2 separate regions of the Mus musculus genome follow, and region 2 is linked to region 1. The links are chromatin loops, found by intact Hi-C in ENCODE. Cell type or tissue: gastrocnemius. All regions are shown on one strand. Each heading gives the region's core, and the rest is flanking DNA. Links, peaks and the distances in the headings are about the cores only. Region 1 has its middle 59 kb from the start of Gm40303. Region 2 overlaps Rbpj (recombination signal binding protein for immunoglobulin kappa J region).

Region 1 (8,333 bases), core at 111-8,110:
TGCCAATGCCTCAATTCCACAGTTCTGCCCTCTGAAAGAACCAACAAATAAATGTGTGCTGTTGTAGGTCACCACGGTGACGGTACCAGAACGCTGGTACACATTACACATCAGATTCATTTCTTATATCAAACTCACTACCGAATTGCCACGCGTACCAGTACCCAGTGTAAAGTAGGCATTCAAATAAATCTTAAACAAGTCAATGAATTTACATGTGAGTGCTCAACATAAGGCTTAATTCTGTCTGTTTCCTCAGTGGGATAGTAGGGAAGGCTGTAGAAGGCTCCCTGGACTAAACACCATTGTTTCCTCTGTATGGAGGTAATGGCACAGGCAAAGGTACAGTCAGGAGAGCTGGAGGCAGGCTGAAGGTAGGCAACTGGGGCCTACACACAGAAGATGGAGCAAAGTGTGTGTGGGAATCCCAGGTGAAGCTGGAAAGGCAAGCTGAGTCCAGTTCTGAAGACACGATGCCATCCTAGCATGGCACTTGGCCTCGACCCTGTAGGTAACGGGCTGCCACGGAGGTCTTTTAACCCAGGTACAATGTGCTCAAAATCATGCTGAGGGGAAAACGGATCTGTTCTCATTAGCATTGACTCCAGACCTGCTGAGACAACAAGGCATAGACAAATGGTCCACATTCATCTTTGCAAATACATAGCAATTGTCCAAATGAGCCCACTCTATACTGGCTGAGCTTCTGATTACAAAGTGCCATCATTCACAGGGACACAATGGGGTTGGGGATAATCAGTAGAATTGAGAAGCTGTGTTCTCCCACCAAGACCACAGCTCTCCGTGAGTGCCTCTCCCACCAGCTAGCTGTGCCCATTGGCAATAATACCTGGCATCTCCTGGAAAGTGCCAAGATCTGCAATCACTTGACACACTCTTGGCTCTGACCCTCTGGGGTCATGCTGTGGCCATTTGAGCATCTGTAACAGATCTTCTTATTCACATTTCATACCCACAGTCAACACACACTCCTGGCCATGGTGAAAAGCAAATTTCCGCTCCACACTTTTTGGGGTGGGATAGCAGGAGGAGGGAGCACAGGCCTGGGTCCAATCTTGTCCCAGACATTGGGATGTTTTCAATTCCTCTGCACCTTGATTTTCTAAGTTGATGAAAACATCTAGCTCACAGGGCAGTGTGCAGATCCGAATAGCAGCGACTCAGAGGGGTGGACTCTCTGCTCTGGAACTTCTGTGTAGAGCCAACCAACCTTTATTTACAAGAAGCTAAAGACAAGTTCAGGGCATGGAGAGATGTTCAGGGGTTAACATGTTTGTTTGCTTCCCAGGCACAGGACAAGAGTCTGAATCCCAGCATTTGGGTAACAAGCTAAGCATGGTCCTGTGCACACTGGTAACCCCAAGGAAGGATTTCTGTGCCTTGCTGGCTGCCAGTCTAGCTCCAGGTTCAGTGAGAGACTTTCTCTGAAATAAGAAATAAGGCAGAGACTGATAGTAGGTACCTGACACCCTCCCCCTGACCGTGGAGCATATACATGTGTGGTGTGCATAACACACACACACACACACACACACACACACACACACACACACACACACACACACACAGAGTCAATCACAGTAAACTGAAGACACTGAAAACCTCCTAAATGTCAGTCCACTTCACACACTGTCACACAAATCCAACACATGCCTGCCACTCAGCCATCCCAAACAACAGTGAGTTTGAGTATTAGGGTTACCATTGCTATAATGAAACACAACAACCAAAATCAAGTTAGAAAGGAAAGGGTTTGTCTGGTGTCCATTTCCCCTCGTAGCTTGTCACTGAAGGCAGGGACTCAAATAGGGCAGGAACCTGTGTGCAGTTAGAAAACAGACTAGACGGGTTGGAGAGATACCTCAGGGGTTAAGAACACTGACTGCTTCTTCCGAAAGTCCTGAGTTCAAATCCCAGCAACCACATGGTGGATCACAACCATCTGTACAGCTACAGTGTATTTATGTATAATAATAAATAAATCTTTGGGACAGAGGGAGCAGGGACTGAGTGAGTGGGGTTGACTGGAGCAAGCAGAGATCCTAAAATTCAATTCCCAACAACCATTTGAAGGCTCATAACCATCTGTATAGCTACAGTGTACTCATATACATAAAATAAATAACTAAATCTTAAAAAAAAAGAAAACAAACTAGACCCACACACAAGACAGCCTGGACAGATTTAAAGAACACAGTCCAGAGTTCTGGCTACCTTGGACTAGACATCACTCCAAGCTCTTGACAAAGATGACCTTATTGATCCCTCACAAATCCTTGAGGTACTCATTATTAATCCAAATGTACAGAGAAAGAGATGCAAAGAAGCCCAGTTGCCTGCCCATGTTACACAGCTGGTTCACATTCTTCACCTCAACATTATAATAAGTGCATGTGTGTATACACATGCGAGTGCACACACACACACACACACACACAGATAAACAACCACACATCCAAATTTCTTGATAACAGCAAGATCTTTAACATACCACTAGTCTCCCTGTCTGCTGTGGGTTCATTCCGTCCATCCCTGCTTTTCCTCTGCTTATCTCTATATCCCAGGGAACTCCACTCAAGGTCTTCTTACCTCTGGCTTCTGGGTGGGTTTAGGCAATGGGATAGTATGGTAGAAGACCGAAGGGTAGGAGAAAATGAACAACAGGATGCTCCCCCAGTCTCTGTGCCTCTCCCAAGCTATCAAATCCTGCCATGACTTTAGATCATGTGGGCAGTTTTCACTTTACACCAGCCATAAACCTCACCTCGGCAGTTCTCAACGTTATGATCGATTCATAACGGTAGCAAAATAAAGTTATGAAGTAGCAATAAAAATAACTTTATGGTTAGGGGTCACTACAACATGAAGAACTGTATTAAAGAGGCACAGCAATAGGAAGGTTGAGAAGCACTACCTTGCCTGGTCATCTTAAGGCACCAGTGTTTCTATCGTCCCCCTGCCTTAGGGACAACTGTGGTTTCCTATGCTTGATGTTTTTGGGTGCTTTCACCTCCTTCCGTTTAGCTTCTCAGCTCACCCTCCTGTGTATAACAAACTCCCTCTATTAAAATGCCCTGTATTTGAAAGACCTGCAGTGGCCAGCTGTGGTGGTACACACAACCTTAGGAGGTAGAAGCAGGTGGATCTGTGAGTTCAAGATCATGTGCAGGACACCCAAATCTACATATAGAGACCCTGTCAAGGGAAGGAAGGAAGAGAGAGAGAGAGAGAGAGAGAGAGAGAGAGAGAGAGAGAGAGAGAGAGAAGAAAGAAAGAGAGAGAAAGAAAGAAAGAAAAAAGAAAGAGAGAGAGAAAGAGAGAGAGAGAGAGAGAAAGAAAGAAAGAAAGAAAGAAAGAAAGAAAGAAAGAAAGAAAGAAAAAGAAAGGAAGGAAGGAAGAAAGAAGAAAGAAGAGAGAGGGAGAGGTAGAGAAAGAGAAAGAAAGGAAGCGAGCAAGAGGAAGGGAGGGAGGGAGGGAGGGAGGGAGGGAGGGAGAAAAACCTACAGTCGTTTCTAGTTTTCTTCCTAGATCCTTACTAAATAAACAACATATGTATAAATTATAAATACAGACAATATTCCTGCTGATGGTAGGAGAATTATCTGAAATCAAAGCCTAGGCTTTCCTCACTCATACACAAACTGACCTGTTAGTCTCTCCCTTGCCAATCAATAGTGTAGACACAATACATTCTTATTCAAACACACACACAACTTACTTTTATCATTTCCCTCCCATAATTCAAGGCATTTTAAAAGAGTGTGTGAGCAGCTGTAGTCCTGAGATGGATCAGGAATGATTGATAACAGCACAGCGTCATCTGAACTTAAGGTTTCCTAGGGGCGATTCTTTATGTCCCTTTGTGTATAGAGACACTGCTCAGATCTGGGAGAAGATGCCTGGCTTCTGACACAGCATTCACTGCGCACAGGGGTGGGGTGGGCAGTGCTCTGCTGAGCTTCCGTACAGACTTTCCCATCCTGTGCCTATAGACCCCATGCCTAGGGCCCCTTGGTTGCTCTGAGTCTCCCAGCTATTAGGAAGGAAAAAGAACCATATCTTTACCCAAGCTGAAAAATCACATTTCTACAGTGCTCTTGGCTGCTGAGATCTTTCCGTGCTAGGACCACCCCTTCCTCACAAGAAGCAACTGGGAAACAACAGTACAAAACAGCTCACCACTGTTTTAAAGGCATTAACCTTTGACCAGTCTACGTGTTGTCATTAAGTCGTGAACACACCACAAGCCCCTTTTCGCACTCCCCCAATCATGCTTCCTATGGGAAGCAATTCTGGCTCTTCTTAGATGGAATCTCCAGGGCCATCTAAGAACCTGGGGAAAGAGGCTGCAGCTCTGCCAGGGAAGGCAGCTAGCGCCATCTACTGCTCACATGGAGAATTGACTCCGACAGCATCCTCCGTGCAGGGATTTCCGGCCACTGCTCTGGGCTCTCCCTAAACTCCATCTGCTTTTTCAGAAACGTCACAGCTTGCCAATTTGCAAATATTGGGAAATCACTTCTCCTCGCATTCTTCAAGGAGTAAATCTCCTGAGCCCATTGCCAGCAGAACTCACACAAGCTGCCAGGCAATTACCTAACCCCCAAGGGGCTCTACAAATTGAACACTCCAGCTATTTAAAATCCACCACCCGCACACACCGAATTTTAGGAAATTCAGCGTGCAAATTTCATCCTCAGAATTTCTCAGGGCTACCTGAGTCTTTCCTAAGGGTTGAAAAATCTCTCTCATGAACTGTGAGACATCTGCTTCCCAGGGTCTCCACCATCACTGCAGCTAAATAACAATTTCAAAACCAGTTGTTGGTTGGCATTTAAAATTTAGAGCCATGCTTTCTTTTCTCCTCGTAATAGAGAAGAGGCTGGGTGTTTTTGTCTTCAGTAAGCCCTAATTTCTTCATCAGGATCCTGGCCATGAATGACTTAAGCTGCTCCACCCCTGTGTTTGTTAAGCCACCCCACAATCAGACCCAATCTGGAAACAAAACAAAGCCATGTAGAGCTGCACCCAATAAAGAGGATCTTGGCTTCTTCATAATCAGCTAATGGTATCATTGACCCTGAGGGACTAACACCGTGAGACGTAAACCCAAGTCCTGAATAAAATTGCAGAATGCAGGAACTTTCTGCCGGAGACGTTGCTGTTGTTGTGCTGAATGAGCCAGGGAACAAAGACAAGAGGCCAGTGCCTTGAAGAGATAGGGGAGAGAATTCACAAATATCAAAAGAGCTGATCCTGACTCTCCACTTCCAGAGAGAGAGAGAGAGAGAGAGAGAGAGAGAGAGAGAGAGAGAGAGAGAGAGGGTGCTTGCGCTTTTGGGAGACATTATTGCTATTTTGACCACCACTAATTTGTCAGGAATATCTTTTCCTGAAGACAAGTGATTTCACTCACCCTTCAATTAAGGATGTAGGAAGACAGTGAGGGCCAAAGAAGGCTTGGGGGAAGCGTAGAAGAAAGGGAGGAGGTAAGGGGAAGGGGAGGGGACGAGGAGGGAGGGAAGCCATCCTTCTCCCCTCTCCCAGTCTTAGGAACATGCTGCTGTAGCTAGACAGAATTGCCTTTTTGTCTTTTAGCTAAGTTGGGTTTTGACAGGGCCCTTTTGCTCTCCTGTCAGCTTCTCAATTCAGGCAATTTCACGGCTTCTTTTCTGGTGCTGAGACGTGTTTGTAGGAGCACGGTTGTTAGATGGAGCCTTGAGCACAAGAGCCAAATTGCTAAGCTGCCTCACCTTGACTGCAGCCCAGACCCTTACTAGAGGTTCTGTTGGTGACCTGCAGGCAATTCAGGCATAACAGAGTGATCAGGGATGCCGAAAGGCAACTGTGTGTCCCAGTTAATTATTCAGTGCAATGATGGCTTACAGCTCTCCGTACACTCACGTTCAACGAATTGGAATTTTTTTTAAAATGGACTTCATTCATTCATTTAATAAACCTTTCTCGAGAGCGGTACTAAAGTTCTGATGACCATAGCTAGCTCATGAGATGGAATTGTGCTAAAGGGTAAGAAGAGAAGCTAGGTATGCGGAGTGACAAGGTCAAAGCCTAAGTCAGGTGCTTGGCTTTTCTCAGAAGAACAGGAAGGGAGGGCCTGCCATGAAGACCAGAGGCTGGGAGGTGAGGCCAGAAGGGAGGCCTGGGATGGGAGACGAGGCTTGTGAGGCTCCTGGGCTACTAAGGGGACTGCAGTGTCAGTAAAATCCTTCGTGGAGTTTAAAGACCACATCATTTCAAGAATCCTTGGGACTTTAAAATGTCATAGTCACAAAAATAAAGCTGCTCTCTCAGCATGGTACCCCATCATCAGCTTTGACTCTGGGCTGACCCCCTTTCTATGTGGTTCCCAGCTCCATACATATCAGCCACTGCTATCCTTTGTGCCAACATCTGTCTGTCTGCCTGGTGAATCCCTAGCCAGCCCTGAAGAGCCAGGGAGCTGTCACTCCACTTACCAAGTGTCCCTTGACTTTTCAAGATTGAATTATTTCCTCTGCCCCAGAGCATCTTGGACCCCGTCCCCACAGAGGGTCCCTGATGTCTCCCTGGGGTCTTCCCTGCCCTTCCTGATTAAAGGTTTTAAGGGAAAATGTGTCATAGAGCAGGTGTGCTTAGCTTTTCCTGGAAAACCAAGCAATACATTAAGAAAGTCGGGGGGTGGGGGGCGGTGATCCATCAGTTCTCTGTCAGTTATCCATGAAGAGGGCTAGAGTTTAGGCTGTGCAGGCTCCCTCAACTACAGCCTAAGTGACCCTGGGGAAGGAGCTGCCCCAGGGTCTTTCTTGGTATGTAAACAGAGAAGTCACAATGCTACCCTTGACTCTCTGAGCTGTTGAGAAGGTTAAAGAAGGCTGTACAAAAAGGTACTTGAAATGGGGGGTAGATTCATCCCTAATGAGTGCTATTAGTATTAAGAAGGGTTGTGTTGTTTGGGACAGGACCTAGAAGTGGGCAAACCTACAAGGGAGTGGGAATCTCAAAGAGGTTGGACTCACATCCTCTCCATCAGCATTGCCTGGATATGTTCTAGCTTCATCGCAGTTCCTGAAAAACTTATGTCAATGGTGCGAGGAAGCCATTGTCTCACAAAATCCCTTGTAAGGACACCACGGGGTAGAGGATCAATTACACTATCCCCAAACTCTCCCCCACTTCCCTAGAACCATTTGCTAACCCCATCTGCTGTCAAAGGAGCCTGTTAAGGGGGCCTCGTGGGACTGGACTTGGAGACAGGATGTCTAGGCTGGAACTCCTGTTCTGCCATCTGTCAAGTTAAGTGACCTTGGCCAAGAGGTGTCGCCTAAGTCTTGATTGCTGCACTAGAGAATCATGAATGGCTACAGCCCTACCTCTGTGGGTGTGGGTGTGTGCAGGCAGGAGCTCTGTGCTCAGGCTATAGTATCCGGCTAGTTCTGCTCAGCGCTGTTTCTATTGTTAGCTATATATCGGGATAAGTTACCGATCTTTCTGTCCCCCTGTTTCCTTTTCTGAAAACCAGGAAATAGTAGCTCCTGGCCTCTTGTAAGCAGAGGTTCATCAACCTCAAGTTCCTGTGAACACCCTTCAGCCACTTGAGACATTATTACTTCACAGCATTTGGAGATGGGGCCTTCTAAGAGGTCAGGCCAAACAAGGCCACCTGGGTGGGCCCCACCCTCGGCCTGTCTGCTGGGCTTGTGAGGAGACGTTAGGACATGACACACAGATAGAAGACCCTGGGAAGTCGCAAGGAAAGATGCCGTCTACAGGCCAGGGAGAGACGGCGATAGAAGTGCATCCTGCCAAGACCTTACGTTTTCACTTTGAGCACTGTGAGAAAATCGGTTTCCATTGTTTAAGCACCTGTCTGTAGCCCTTTGCGATGGATTGAAACACTACGGACAGAAGTGCTGAGCAGAACCGTCAGAAACACCAGTCTGCTCTGCTCATTCCTAGAGGGGGCCTGTGTCCCACAGGGGTCTGTAGAGGGCGCTGCACTGGATTGGGCTTGCTCCTCGGTTCTGTACAGACATCACCATGCAATCTTTTTCTTTTCTTTCCTTTTTTTTCCTTCTCTTTGAAAAAGGCATTTTTGAAGCCAGATGTGGCGTTCCACATCTGTAATTCCAGAACCAGAGAGATGGGGGGGGGGGGGCGGTGGCAGGAAAATGAGTTCAAAGCCATCCTTGCTACCTGGCAAATTTAAGATCAACCTGGGCTCTATGAGACCCTGCCTCAAAACAACAACAACAACAACATCAACAGCAAACCTTTTCCCCATACTCTCCCCAATAGACTTCCTCTTCCCAAAA
Region 2 (8,333 bases), core at 254-8,253, 310 kb before region 1:
CATGCCTTTAATCCCAGCACTTAGGAGGTAGAGGCAGGCGAATTTCTGAGTTCGAGGCCAGCCTGGTCTACAGAGTGAGTTCCAGGATAGCCAGGACTACACAGAGAAACTCTGTCTTGAAAAGGCAAGCAAACAAACAAACAAAAACCAGAAAAAAACCCACTGAATTTTAGTAATAAATGAACAAACTGTTCTTCTGAATTAAAGTAGTATACATACAGAAAGCCAGTAGACAGAGCATTCTCTGTGTAACTTGTGTTCTGGACTGGTATTGGTTAGCCAAGGCCACTAGGCCCAGACCCATGCTCTATCATGTGTTAGCAGCTACTTCCCAGCAGGGGATGAAGATAGGAACACAGAATAAACCAAAGCTGAGAGACACATTTTCATAACTATCCGAGTATTACAATACTGCCAGGTAGAAAATGAGGGATTAGTCTCCCAATAGAAATCTGACTTACAACTAAGACAGGCAGGAAGCTGGAGAGGCCTCCTGGTGCTGCCTTTAAATGCTACCCCGCACACTATGAGCCAGCAGGCCATAGCTGTCCTGAAGGTATACTTGTGATTCTGATTTACACATTTAAACAGTCACTGTTAAAAGCACTAAAAATAAGTGCAATAAGCACTGGTATGGAAAAAACTAAAATAAATAAACACTGCAAGAATGAAGGCAGAGTGTACATTTTGAATTTACCTTCCCTTCCAAGTTCAGCTGCTGCATTTCTTGGTCACTGTTTCCTATTCCAATAAACGCACAGGGTTGAGACTCTTGTTCAGAACATCCATCTCGTTCCATTTGCTCTTTTTTTTTCTTCCAACCACTGCCCATAAGATACACACAAGGAGGAGGGCAAAAAAATCTGGGGAAAAAAAGTGGCAGAAAAAAATTAAATTCAAGATCATATTTCATCTTTTAAAATATGAATTCAAAGTCATACTTCAATGTACTAAATTGGTCCCTAACATAGCACTTTGGTCATTTATAAAGCAAACTGTCAAGTCAAAAGGACTGATATAAAGACTTTCTTATCTGTTCTAATACAATCTGAGGACTTACTTATACCATCAGTTAGATTGGTCCTGCTTTAAGCAGAACTGTGAATTCTCATAGCTCAAGGCTCTGAACTACTCTACTGGAATTTGGCAAACAAGACACAGATATAATAAATCACTACAGAATCTGTGATTACTAAGTCCTAGCCAAGACAGCAGCATCATCAATTTTAATGCTACTCTTGTTATATTACATCTAACTTTATTTGGTAATTTACCTGGATTACTAGCATTAAAGTAACACCCCAAGTAAGGCAACTAAGGAAGACGACAAAACAGATGCTTGATCTGAGTTCTACAGAGTCCATGTCTATGTACCTTAGCTCCTGAACACCGGGTTTCAGGACTGAGAAACATCTTGGACTGAAAGAAAACTACACTGTATTGTTTCTGCTCATGATTACTAAAAGATTTGCTCTTCTGTATGCCAAAAAGCATCCTCCCAAGTTCTCTCCACATACAATGACTCTGTCAAAACCTAACAATCAAATTATGAATTTATCTCTAACTGTAGAGCAGAATGTACTTCCCCAATGATATATAATGTACCTTTGCCTAATGATAGCCACCGATATGTACATACCTTAAAATGTGTGTCCTGTCCCTTTGTAAAGAGGCCTGAAAACTCAAATGACTAGTAACCAGGCAAGCAGTATAAATGATGAACTAGGTAGGTCTGTAGTTAACATGTAGGAGTATCTTACACAAAGAACTACCTTCCTTCCCCTCTTTCTTAAAACAAAAGGCCCTCATGGTGATTCCTACTTTTTGTATAGTTACGAATACAGAAAAGTGTTTCTTGATTCTGATAATCCTGCTATAAGCAAAACAGCCTCACTGTAACAATAATCAACTACCTGTGCCAAGTTCCAATCATAAGAAAGCAACAGGGAAAGATGACCAAGCACGTGGCTCTGTACTAACACTGCTGAGCTACAAACACAGGCCTCCTACTGGCCAGTGACATCTTCTAGTCAATTGACACTGGGAATCAAGTTTACCTGAAACTCAGACTAAGAAAAGTAAATTGTATTGCTGAGCATAGTGGTACACACCTTTAATCCCAGTACTTTGAATGCAGAGGCAGGCGGATCTCTGTGAATTTGAGGCCAGTCTGGTCTACACAGTGAGTTCCAGGATAGTCAGAACTATATAGAGGTCGAGATAGATAGATAGATAGATGATAGATAGATGATAGATAGATAGATAGATAGATAGATAGATAGATAGATAGATAGATAGATAGATAGATACACAAGTGAACAAATAAAATATGCACCTGTGCATAAAGTCTCAGGTCTATGAGGAGGTAAACCAAGAATAGCATTTACTTAACAGCCTCCAAATGTACTGGCACTTTCTTTTCACAACCCTGGTCAGGTGCTAATCCTACTATAAACCAAACAGTATAAGAAGTGAGCTGGGATTATTTAGTATTTATTAGTTCTTCAAATACTTAATATATCCCCAGGTATAAAAACAACAAAATCAAACAAAGTCACTCTCCTCATGGAACTTACACTCTAATAGGAGGGGGTGGGGGTGGAGGTGGGGAAAGGATGGGTATGAAGTTAATATAGAGACTCTGTTAGCTAGTAGGAAGTACTTACAAAATAAAGCCAGGTTAGGGTGACTAAAATATGGACTGTCTGAGGCAGCCAGGGAAAACTTTGCAGCATTTAAAATAAAGGAAGACAAAGCATATAGAAGCCGTGGCTGGTTAGAAGGGGATCAACCATGGAGAGGAAGTTGGGGGCAAAAAGGTTGAGTAGCCCAAGTGTGTCCTAGAGAGGAGAGTGTGGAGTATAGAGTAGGAAGCCTCTGGGTGTTTCTGTAATACTTAATTAAGCAACACAAAACAAGAGGAGCTTTTCAAGCTTGCATGTTCACACTTGGGAACAAGGATATCAAGGTCATGGCCCAGGTACTGGTCCCAGGACCATGTCACTCCAAGTTTGTAGAGATGCTTATACTGGCTGGGCATATTTTGTAATTGGTTTAGTTTACTTCTATGCCAGGGATCTTTCAGGCTTTTAATGGCAGAGGCTACCAAATGCATAGCAAGACACATCTCAAGTACCTAGGCTAATACACTCTCAGGAACTTCATCCCACGTTAGTATTTTATTGGACACTGAATTATTAAAACTCCTTGGTGAATTGGTATTATCAAATCTGAATGATTTGATATTAGTAATGATTAATACATTATTACAAAGTACTTTTATTTCATATCTGAAGGCTATATGCACACAGAAATGATAAAGGAATGAATATTTGGAATATTTATAGAAATGTGATAAAAAAAAATCACAGAAAATTAACAGCATAAAATTGACTAATTTTAGTCAGACTAAAAGGTATCTATATAAAACTCTGATGGAACCCGGCAATGGTGGTATAAACCTTCAATCCCAGCACTTCAATCCCAGGCAGAGGCAGGCAGATTTCTGAGTTTGAAGCCAGTCTGGTCTACAGACCGAGTTCCAGGACAGCCAGGGATACAGGGCTACACAGAGAAACCCTGTCTTGAAAACACATACACATACACACACACCACAAACAAACAAACATCTCTGATCGAAACCAGGCATTAGGGGTACATGCCTTTAAACCTAGCACTCACAGGCAAGGTAGGCAGATCTCTGTGAGTTTGAGGCCAGCCTAGTCTATTCAGTGAGTTCCAGAACAACATAAACAAGGCTAGGGATATAGTCTGACGAAACAAAAAACCCACTGATCAAGATTCTACCTTGAAAGTTTTTTAAGAATACAATAAAAACAGACTTTCCAATAGTCTATGGAATAAAAGTGCATATTATAATTAAACAAACAACAATTAAAATGCATTTCTGTGTTTGAAACTGACTTTTAACAGCGGTCAAACTTTTAACTGTCTTATCAAACAATGTCTCCTTTTTACTTTCTTTTCTTTTGGCATCTTTTAGCTGACAAGCAATGCTATTCTATCCCACTTGGTGGCGATATATGCACATTTAAGATTTTACTCATTGCAAAATTTAGTCATAAAGTGAATGATTTAACAACAATCCCTTCCCCTCAAGTCCTGTGAACATACATGGGGGAAAAACCCAATAGGTTAAAAAAAGGGCTTTTATTTAGCTTGGTATGACAATTAAGTTTGGTTAGACGAAATCCAAACTTGTCACCACTGAAGGAACACCTGGGAGCTCCTGGTCCATCAATTACCCCAGGTAACACTTACTAGTGTCAGTAACTGTCCCAAGAGCACCTCTCATATAATTGTTCAGTAGACAATACTGAACACTAATGTCATATCAGTCTACCTATCCATCTACCTACCTACCTACCTACCTATCTATTTAATCTATCTGTCTATGGCACAGCTATCAATACCAATTTACGCCTTTTAAATGAAATTTCCTGGCCAGATAATTTTAGCATTATTTACTGGAATTACTTTCTATGACAGATGTGGCCAAAGTGTCTGTGGCCACGTCCCAAGGTTATTTCATGTCTCACTCATACCTCAGCAACTCTTTAAAACAGCCTGAACCAATATCATCAAGGAGGACAGACTTTCCTCCTCTTTCCAGAAAATGGAGAGCAGATCCATCACCTCTTTAATCCTCAAGGAAGCTTCAGGAAAACCAGCCAGCCACACCCCTCTCTGTCTCTGTCTCTCTGTCTCTCTCTCTCTCTCTCTCTCTCACACACACACACACACACACACACACACACACACACACACACACACACACAGAGAGACAAGCAAGCACACATATTTACCCTCCTTGGAAGCATTTTAATACACATGATTCAAAAGACAAAAGACAGAGGAAAGTAGTTACTATAACATATTCATTCTTTTTCTTGGAGGCTAAAACCTAAAATTCTTCAAGTATTTAATGGGGTTATGGGTCGACTAAGCCATACCTAAATAATAGAAGGTTAAAAACAAACAAACAAACAAACAAAAACAGGCTACCACAATAAAGACAATTATTAAAACGTTTATAATTCTTGATAAGCCGCTGCAGCCCTGTGGTCCTGTATTTCTTACAATAACTAGCAAACCCTTATAACTTCAGAAGGCCTCAGCCATCCGACATAAAATTAAATGCCATGTGACTTTGTATAGGTCTAACTAATTAGACACTAGCAACTAACATAATTTAAAAAGGGAGTAAGTGAAGAAAATTATCTAACTGATAAGAGGCTTTGTCAAAACTCCAGAGACTGAAAAGCAGAGGCAGCACTGCCTGTGTTTGAGCCCAAGTGACTAGTGTGATTGCCCCATGCTTCAGTGAGGGCTAGCCTGGCTGGTCTCACCTAGCCAAGGATGGATGAGAAGAGTGAGTGAGGTTCACAAGGACTATGCTTTTTGAGGCACCTTATTCCTCGGCCCTGACACCCTGCTGTTGCTAACCCACAGAAGGCGGTAAAAAGTAAGGCAGCATCAACACTACACCCAGGAGATAGCACATGCCTGTGGGATTTCACGTCATACAAATAGCTTAATGTGACTTCCTATTTTTTTGAAGCTACAAAAATAAAAGAATTTTAAAACCCTGGAATTAGTTGTAGGAGTCCCAATGCTGGTACCAAGGATAACAATCAATTGAAGCCAAGGCAGCACATATGTTTAGAGTTTCTTAGCTTCATTTCCTTTAAAATGCATATTAAAACCCTAATACTGGTAGAGTACTTCCCTGGTTCAAGACCAGAGTTGCTAGGCAATCTTCTCTATTTCACCTCAAAAAGCATAACTGGCCTTAAACAGCATTCTTCAGTGCTAAGAAGCATTCCTGTTTTGCTTAGAAAACAACTGACTAGTGCGAACTCAAGTTCCCAGAAAAAGGTCACACCCATGTCACCAAGGCTGACTGATTATAATGCCACAACTGTCGAGAGTTGGAATGTTGCAAACTCAGGGCTAAATTCTCTTGGGCTATCTTTAGTCTCAACAGTCATTCACCTGTGCCTGACCTAAGAGCCGGTGGCTATCACATAAAATCTTCTAGATGTATTATCAGACTACTGGCTTACACCAACTCAACAGCCAAGGATGTCATCCGACAGCAGTATACCCCTTAGCTGTAACCCAATAACCAAGAAAGGTTTCTTGATTTATAACTTTATTTTCTATAACTTTACAAACCATATTCACATTACAACACAGCATTTGAGGTGACCTACATCTGTGTTCCTAAGCCATGACCATTTATTTACACTTAGCTCTAGAACTGAGAACACACTACACACATACACTAAATTTTCTTATTTAAAAACCCAAACCTAGAAATTCATCTAGGGCCAACTTAATGAACAAAGAGTTGGTTTTTCACATCAACTTCTATGTTTAACTAAAAATCAGTAATCAAGTTTCACACATCAAGTAAAACAAAATAGGGCTGGGTTGGAGCTCATTAAAGAACATTTTAATAAGAGAAAGGCCCAAGATTCTACTCCTACTACCCACTCCACCCCCTCTTACCTACATTAAAAAAAAAAAAAAAAAGATTTTTATTTATTTATAAGTAAGTACACTGTAGCTGACTTCAGATGCACCAAAAGAGGGCATCAGATTTCATTACGGGTGGTTGTGAGCCACCATGTGGTTGCTGGGATTTGAACTCAGGACCTCTTACTCCATGAGCCATCTCACTTGCCCTTTTTCTTTTCTACTATGCAAATGAACCAAGGAATAGAACCAAGTCTCAAACATAAATGTAAATCATATGCAAATTATAAAATAAGCACTATTTGCCCCAAATGCTCAATAATCTTACCGTTTTTCATTTCCGTAAGACTTCTGTGCAACTTTTGCATGAAGAATGAGCACTGTTTGATCCCCTCGTTCTTTTAAATAATTTCGCATAGCTTCCCTGTAATCAAATATAAAATTACTATTGTAGGGAGGGTGTTTTTGTCAAAGCCTTCTTTCACTCTAGCAGATGAGAGGAATGCTTATGAACATTTCTTAAACAAACAAACTTAAACACAAAACCAGAAACAATTGCATGAGCTTCCTTAAAAGATCCTGTGCTAAGGAAATACAAACCCACCTTCACTCTGCATTTTGGCTGTTAAAATACAATTAACGTTTACACTGGTAATATAGTTAACTGACTTTCTCTATAGCTTATCTTGCTCCTCTACCTTCTCCCTTAAGTCACAACCAAACATCAAATCACCCAAACTTCTACTGCCTGACCCGAAACTAACAGTCTCCCAAAGGATTTTGTTAAATATATTAAAAAGATGCTAATTGAAAATTTTGAAACATATTAAACGTTCAAAAAATTGAACATTATATCAAATGAAAACTGCCACATGCTTATTAAGTAATGTTTTATAAAAATTTCAATGTATATATATATTTATTTACCTAAGTTAAGTGCCACATAGGAGGGGAAAAAAAAAAACTCTACAGGTTTAAGTAGAATATCAAGTCTTGAGATATTTTACATATCACAAAATTAAAGTCAGGATAATCAATGAATATTTTTAATAAATTTAAATTAAATTTAACTTACATTATAAATAAAGACAATCCAAATGACAGTCAAAACTGTCAGCTGTCATCAAGTCATTAAATGTAGGGAATTATAGATTTGTGTCACTTTTACACTGAACTCCTTGGATAAACCACAGAGCCTCACCCAGCTTTTACTTTCAGAATCTGAATACAGGAGCTAAGAGCCACCTGGTTCAGGGTGGCTAAAGGGGTCTAATGAGAAAACCAAAATGACATTTATTCTTACTGAGAAAAATGTTTTAGCTGCAAGGCATGGAAAGTGTACACAGTGCAGGCAGAGTATGGACCTCTTCCACTGAAGGCACAGAACCGAATGGAGCAGTGCACTCCTAGCAAGGGCATGGCAGAGCCAGTGCTGAAACAGGTGTCTACCTAGGTCAGGGAGTAGGGGACAGAGGACCATGCACAGGATCTCTCTCAGTATTGAACAGACTGCCAATAGCAAGGGTACTGGGGCATAACTACTGGAGATGAGTGACAGCTCAGAGAATAAGATGGGGGTGGAGATTATAAAATAAAAAACAGCAGCTGAGGATATGGCTTGGTGGCTAAAACTTTTACAAGAGGGCCAGATTCCCAGACCTCATCAAAATGCCAGGTGAGCATGGCGACCCGCCTGTAATTCCTTGCCTTGAAGGCAGAGCCAGGAGATCCCTGGAGCAAGACCAGGTATACAGGCATGGTGAAAGTGGAAGAGAGACTGAGGAAGATTCCGTAATACACATGAAAAAAAGGAAAAGCCAAAACAAGATAAA

The links. A loop is a pair of places that touch in the nucleus more often than their neighbours do. Peaks named below come from ENCODE experiments on the same cell type or tissue, not always from the same donor. Only the 100,000 strongest peaks of a DNase experiment are listed, where the experiment ranks them.
Region 2: it touches region 1 in a loop (7-fold over the local background); 5 of 42 quality-filtered maps call a loop at or near these places.

Annotation. Positions count from the first base shown.
Region 1 is chr5:53,322,338-53,330,670 of GRCm38, reverse strand. No RefSeq gene overlaps it. Among named protein-coding and RNA genes, the nearest start is that of Gm40303, 59 kb to the right of the region's middle. In gastrocnemius, for the core only: a CTCF peak has its summit at 7,990 (motif pointing right); DNase peaks (open chromatin) are centred at 895, 4,424 and 7,297; H3K27ac peaks cover 1,096 bases.
Region 2 is chr5:53,634,554-53,642,886 of GRCm38, reverse strand. It overlaps Rbpj (recombination signal binding protein for immunoglobulin kappa J region), which reads right to left. Exons shown (of 11, transcript NM_001080927.2): 3 at 6,830-6,925; 4 at 698-863. Among named protein-coding and RNA genes, the nearest start is that of Rbpj, 48 kb to the right of the region's middle. In gastrocnemius, for the core only: a CTCF peak has its summit at 4,015; no DNase peak of the experiment used is centred there; H3K27ac peaks cover 1,273 bases.